Linked DNA regions of Mus musculus: region 2 is linked to region 1. Evidence: chromatin loops called from intact Hi-C (ENCODE). Cell type or tissue: heart. All regions are shown on one strand. Links, peaks and the distances in the headings refer to the core of each region. The heading gives the core; the rest is flanking DNA.

Evidence for each region. A loop is a pair of places that touch in the nucleus more often than their neighbours do. Peaks named below come from ENCODE experiments on the same cell type or tissue, not always from the same donor. Only the 100,000 strongest peaks of a DNase experiment are listed, where the experiment ranks them.
Region 2: it touches region 1 in a loop (13-fold over the local background); 18 of 42 quality-filtered maps call a loop at or near these places.

Annotation. Positions count from the first base shown.
Region 1 is chr17:32,549,851-32,552,759 of GRCm38, forward strand. Cyp4f16 (cytochrome P450, family 4, subfamily f, polypeptide 16) reads left to right here. Exons shown (of 13, transcript NM_024442.2): 10 at 403-536; 11 at 653-717; 12 at 882-964; 13 at 1,206-1,948. The coding sequence ends at 1,383. Among named protein-coding and RNA genes, the nearest start is that of Gm41570, 12 kb to the right of the region's middle. In heart, for the core only: a CTCF peak has its summit at 1,459 (motif pointing right); a DNase peak (open chromatin) is centred at 1,411; H3K4me3 peaks cover 870 bases; H3K27ac peaks cover 428 bases.
Region 2 is chr17:32,679,394-32,682,302 of GRCm38, forward strand. No RefSeq gene overlaps it. Among named protein-coding and RNA genes, the nearest start is that of Cyp4f15, 4.8 kb to the right of the region's middle. In heart, for the core only: a CTCF peak has its summit at 1,216 (motif pointing left); no DNase peak of the experiment used is centred there.

The DNA of each region.
Region 1 (2,909 bases), core at 225-2,724:
GCATAAACATTTTTAAGCTTGTGCACAGAAAAATTATCAAGTTTAGGATATTTTTGGAGCTGTAGGCTTTAAGTAGAAATATTTCAGGTTAAGCTTCCCCCTTCCCATGTTTTTGAGATTTCGGGGGAGAGTAGTGTTAATCTTAGATCCAAGGCCCTAGATCTTAGTTGACCCCTGTGGCTTCAAAACTTGGGAAGTAGAATGATAAATACAGGAATTCAAGGTTATTCTTAGTAGTAGACACAAACACACAAAAGAACTGGCAAGCATCCTTGATTCATCTAGAATATAATTTGTTCCATGACTAAGCATGAGAGGCGAGTGGTTAATCCAACCAGAGGCTGATGAGGCTGAGCTTAGACTTTGTTTTGCTCCTGAATAATTGTGCGCTGTGTTCCTTAGGGACGACCTGGCCCAGCTACCCTTCCTGACCATGTGCATCAAGGAGAGTCTGCGGCTACATTCCCCAGTCATAGACCTCCTCCGCCGCTGCACCCGGGACATTGTGCTACCTGATGGCCGGGTCATCCCTAAAGGTGTCCTGAAAGTCAAGGGCGAAGGGAGGAGCAGATGGGAAGCATCTGAGTAGGGTGACGGTCCCTAGGGGCAGCTTGGACCTGGCTAGTACTGACTGGATCCTCCTACCCAACAGGGAACATCTGTGTCATCAGCATCTTTGGTATTCATCACAATCCATCAGTCTGGCCAGACCCTGAGGTGGGGGCTCCTCCAGGCATTGCTGGGAGGGACATGGGAAGGGGATGTAGCCCCAACCTGGAAACAAGAAGCTGTCACCCCTGTCTTCATGTCTACTTTTTGGGGGGCTGGCTGGGTATGGGCAAAGAAGCAAACTAGAAGCCTCATCTTGCCCCTCCCCTCAGGTCTATGACCCCTTCCGCTTTGACCCAGAAAACCCACAGAAGAGGTCCCCTCTGGCTTTTATTCCCTTTTCTGCCGGGCCCAGGTGAGACCAGATGGCTTGTGGTGATGGGTAGATTCTGGGGCTGACAGTGGGAATAGGGTGGAGCTGGGATGGTTGGGTTCTAGTTCTCCTTACCACCCTCTGCTCAGAGTATGCACAAAAGTCTGCAGAACCCAGGGTTGGAAGTTGAAGGGCTGACCAGGTGCGGCCAGGACTGGATCAGGTTGGGTCCAGGAGCTCCTGTCTAGGCACTGCACAGAGTCCCCATCCTGCCCCTCTGCAGGAACTGCATAGGACAGACTTTCGCCATGAGCGAGATGAAGGTGGCACTGGCGCTGACTCTGCTGCGCTTCCGCATCCTGCCTGATGACAAGGAGCCGCGCCGGAAGCCAGAGATAATCCTGCGGGCGGAGGGCGGGTTGTGGCTGCGGGTGGAGCCTCTGAGCAAGGGCGCTCAGTGACCAGGTCTACTACTGTCTCAGTCACTTTCCTTTGCCAATCCCAGAATAAGCGGAGTTTCACCCAGAGCCATCAGAGGGCGCTGCAGGATAACAGAGACTGTCTGGAAGCCTGGCTGAGAAAAGTCTGGGGCTGCTTTCTGAGTCCAAGGGCCTTTCTGGGTAGCCCACAGGGCCTGCAGACTGATGAAGAGTTGCATGCACCCCAGCTCAAGAACGGCCTTTATTCTTTTAGCGATAGGGAGGCACCATAGATGTTTGAGCAGGAGAGTTACAAGGTTTACTGGCATGTAACCTCCCACAAGTCTGAAGCAGGCTGAGCCAGACCTTGACTTTGCTGACACTAAGGAGATTACCTAGGGTGTAGCCTTCCTCCCTAGATTACTCTAGTGTTCAGCCATTTTCCCTGTTCCTCTTCAAGATACTGCTACGGTGCTGAGAGGCCCCAGAGCTATTCAGGAGACTATGCCTGCAGCTGGCTCCAGGCTCCAAATTGAATTGGTGGGAATGGGCTTCCCCTCCTTTTTATAAGCGCATTCTCCATTAAACATTTGAACCTTGAACAGACTAGCATGTCTTGGTTCCATTATTTCTCAACTTGCCTAGGTTCCCTCTTTTCTTTCAGCTCCCGGTTGCCTCCCAGGCTCGAACCTGGACATGTGAGCCGCTGGCTGGCTTGCAACAATTTAGTGTACCAACGCAGGACCTGGGAATTGCAGAAGACATTGGAGGAAACACTGCTGGCATTGAGCTCTGCAGATAGGATATTTGTACTGGGGCCCGTTGCTAAGGGTGCTGTACTGTCCAAGCTGGAACAGCGTGCTGACATGCTTGCTGGATTCGCTTAGGTTCAGCAGTGATATCAGGATCTAGGAAAGCAGCAGGCAGTCAGCCGCAGCTTTCAGAAGCTGCTTTGTAGGCGAGAGAAATAAAAGGGTGTAAATCAATGGAACAGGTGGATGGCCGCAGTTGGAAACTACATCAGGCGGGAGGAAAGTGGATTTTGAACTCTCCCAGAGACAGAGAGAATTTGGGGGATGCCCTGCTTTATTCTCTCTAGCTCTACAGCAGTTCTCTGCCCTCTTTGTGTTGTCTAATGTCTGGTGCACCGGTCTGTTTACGTGTTGATTCATGTGTGTTTCGTTTTGTTGTGTGAATGACTGAATGTTCTGTGTTTCATGTTGGAAAATAAAGATGGCTAAAACTTTATCTGCTCGTTTAGCAAGAGAGTGGCCATACACTTTAGCCAGGATCAGGCACAATAGGAGGGCTCCTGCTGGAAAAACTATTTTTTTGAGAAAGGGAGTCTGCAGCCTCTTGGTTTTGGGGCGAAAAAGCTGATGGATATTTTTTTTTCCTAAGAAAATTCTCTGCAATTGTGGTTATTGCATTTAGCTAATGACAAAGTGCTTTTTATTTTATAATTATAGCTAGAAAAATTAAAATTCTCTGATTGGTCTAAATGTAGCTGCTTCATTTGCCTTTTACTGGTCTTAGAGATGTTATATGCTCTGGGTGTCTTCATTGTA
Region 2 (2,909 bases), core at 107-2,606, 130 kb after region 1:
AGAAATACACCATTTCCTGATACCAACTTCTGTCTTAGCTACTTATCAGTTGTGAAGGGACACCATTACCAAGACAACATAGAAGAGTTTATTGGGATTTATAGTTTCAAAGAGTTAGTCCATGTTCATCTTGGAGGGGAGCATGGAAGCAGGCAGGCATGGCACCAGAGCAATAGCTGAGAGCTTACATTTGATCCACTGATATTCAAGCCACTCCTCCTAGCATTTGTCAACTATTCTGTTCTAATTAGAGAAAGTGCTAGAGTATACAGACTCAGGAAGGTTAACCGAAGTTCGCCTACTCAGCTATGGTGTGTTGGTCAGAGTTTTCTAAAGGAACAGAACTGATAAAATACATATTAATATATATTTGTATGTATACTTAAAGGGGAGTTTATTCAGGTGGTCTGATGGTGGTCTGGGTAGTCCAACAATGGCCATCTATAGTTGCTGCTCAGTTCACGAGGCTGCACGTCTCAGCTGTGTTACTCTAGTCAGAGGTCCTGAAGGGTTGGTCCCTAGAGAACTGCTTCAGGCTCTCTTCAGTCTGCGCTGGAATCCTGGAGAAAAAGGTTTTCAGACCAAAGAAGGAGTACTTAGCCACAAGACAGATGAGCTTGCCAGCACGAGTGAGAGCAAGCAGGCAAAACGCAAAAGCTTCCGTCTTCCGTGACCTTTCACGTGGGATGACAGCAGGAGATGGGGCTCAGACTTAGGATGGGTTCTGACCTCAGGTGACTCAGTCGAGGAAATCCCTCATAGACTGCCCAGCTGCTTGGGTTTAGTTGATTCCATATACAGTCAAGTTGGCAACCAACATTTAGCCATCACATATGGAGAAACTGCTTTGAAGTCGTCCACACTTTTGTGCACAGCCTCTCATTCATGCTCTGTAAGTAAACCCAATAAACTCACTGTTCCTTCGGGTGAGCTTTAGCGGAACTATATTTTGTGTTGTTGTTGCTTTGTAAGTTCATAATTGCTCAAGTTTACACATCCTCGGGCAACAAATAGAGTACCACAATTAAAAAAGAAAAGACCTTCCCTTTTTCTCTCTCACCAGCTAATCTATTCTTTGCAAACCTGCTTCATGCCATAATTGGTATTTGGGATCCTGAATGTCTTACTTCTTGCTCAGGACAAACAAGCTTTAAGATCAAAAAGGACGTAAAATGAACGAGCCTGTGGGTCTGAGAATGGAAGAAGCTCCCTCTGCTGGCCAGTTTGAGAACATCAGGCTCTTAGGTCATTAATTCAAAGTGTGAGAAACTGAATGTTTGATGGTTAAGTCTGTGTGCACTTGTGCAAATGTATTTATAATGTGTGCTGTGTATGTACATGTGGAGGAAAATGTGTAGAGTGTGGAGGAGGTTTTTATGTGTGCTTGCATACTGTGCTGGTTTTTAAGTGTGTGTGTGTGTGTGTGTGTGTGTGTGTGTGTTGCAATCACTGGGGCTTCTCTTACAGCTAGCTCCCTGGCCCTGTTCTTAGACCTAACCTTTTCAGTACAGGCCACAAACCCCAGACAAACATAGCCCTTGGGAGCAATCTTCAGTCCTGAAGGATGGTCACGGGTGGGCAACTATCCCATCTCCAGAGATAATTCTAGGCATGTACATCGTACTGTTTGTCTCCCAGAGACCCACAGCATGTCTTAGCCCAGGTGGACACTGTACAAACTTCAACACATGCCTTTAACGTTCCCTTCCCATCACTCCCACTGTGTTGCTGGTTCCCAGGGGTCCTCTTTTAGCACCTGGTAGTTAAAATATTGCCTAAGGGTCACCTCCAAGGAATAGAATTTGAGCTTCACTTTTTTTTTACAGCCTGCTTCTAAAGAACCTAAAATAGGACAAACATGGTGACTGGCTCATGAATACCCACAGGCATACATTATATCATGCCCTTAGCAATTTGAGGCTCAGAGAAAGTAACTTACTTGCTCAAGGCCACACAGCTGGTGAAAGATCGAAGCCAGCTTTAAAAAAAAAAAAAAACAAAAACAAAAACAAAAAACAAAAAACAAAAAACAAAAAAAACAAAACAAGGTTACTGGATCCCAAGCCAGAACTTCACAGTTTTTTTTTTTTCCAAAAGCCTGCTAAGGTTGGAGGATGCTCAATGAATGGTTATAGCTACCAAGTTCCCTGATGGGTGTGTGAAAGGGACCCAAGAATCCTAGCTAGAAGCCATGTCCTCGTTCTATCCCAAAGGTAAGAATGGAAAGTCCAGGCTTGGTGCTGGCTGCACACTAGGGAGTATTGATTTAATTCCTTGATCAATATTAGGTATCTAATCTCCACATCAGCTCTACTACTTCCTCTGGAGAATATGAGAAAACTTTAGTGCCCTGAGTTGAGGAAAAGTGTCCCATGACACAGCTGGAGCTGACAGGTGCCATCTGTTCCCACACATGATACTGATTCTTGAAAGTCACACATACGGAGTTCTGCTGCGTGTTAAGCATGACATGCAACAGTTCCCTGTAGCTATTCTTTGGCTACTTTGTGAGTTCTTCTTTCTTCCACCACTCTCCACCCCCTTTCACACACCCTATCAAGCCCCTAACACTAGATAAGGGAGAAGAGAGGACAGAGAGGAAAGGATAGGTCAGGGGTTGGGAGACAGATGGTGCCATCCTTAGACTACTTCCTGCTGAATAGGGGTGTGGAGTTCTTAGGGGCAAGTTTGATCTTCTGAGTCAGGATATCTAATTTCTTTTTGTTGTTTATTCTTTGCCCATGCATACTTAACAATGACCAACAACAACCCACCAACCAGCATACCTCTCAGGGTTCTAGCATTGATAATTCCTCTAAAAAGCCCCCAGAATTCCAAGTATCACACCATCACAGAAATGATATGCAGCTGGCAAAATCACATCCCTGCAAGAGCAGATGGTCAGCTAC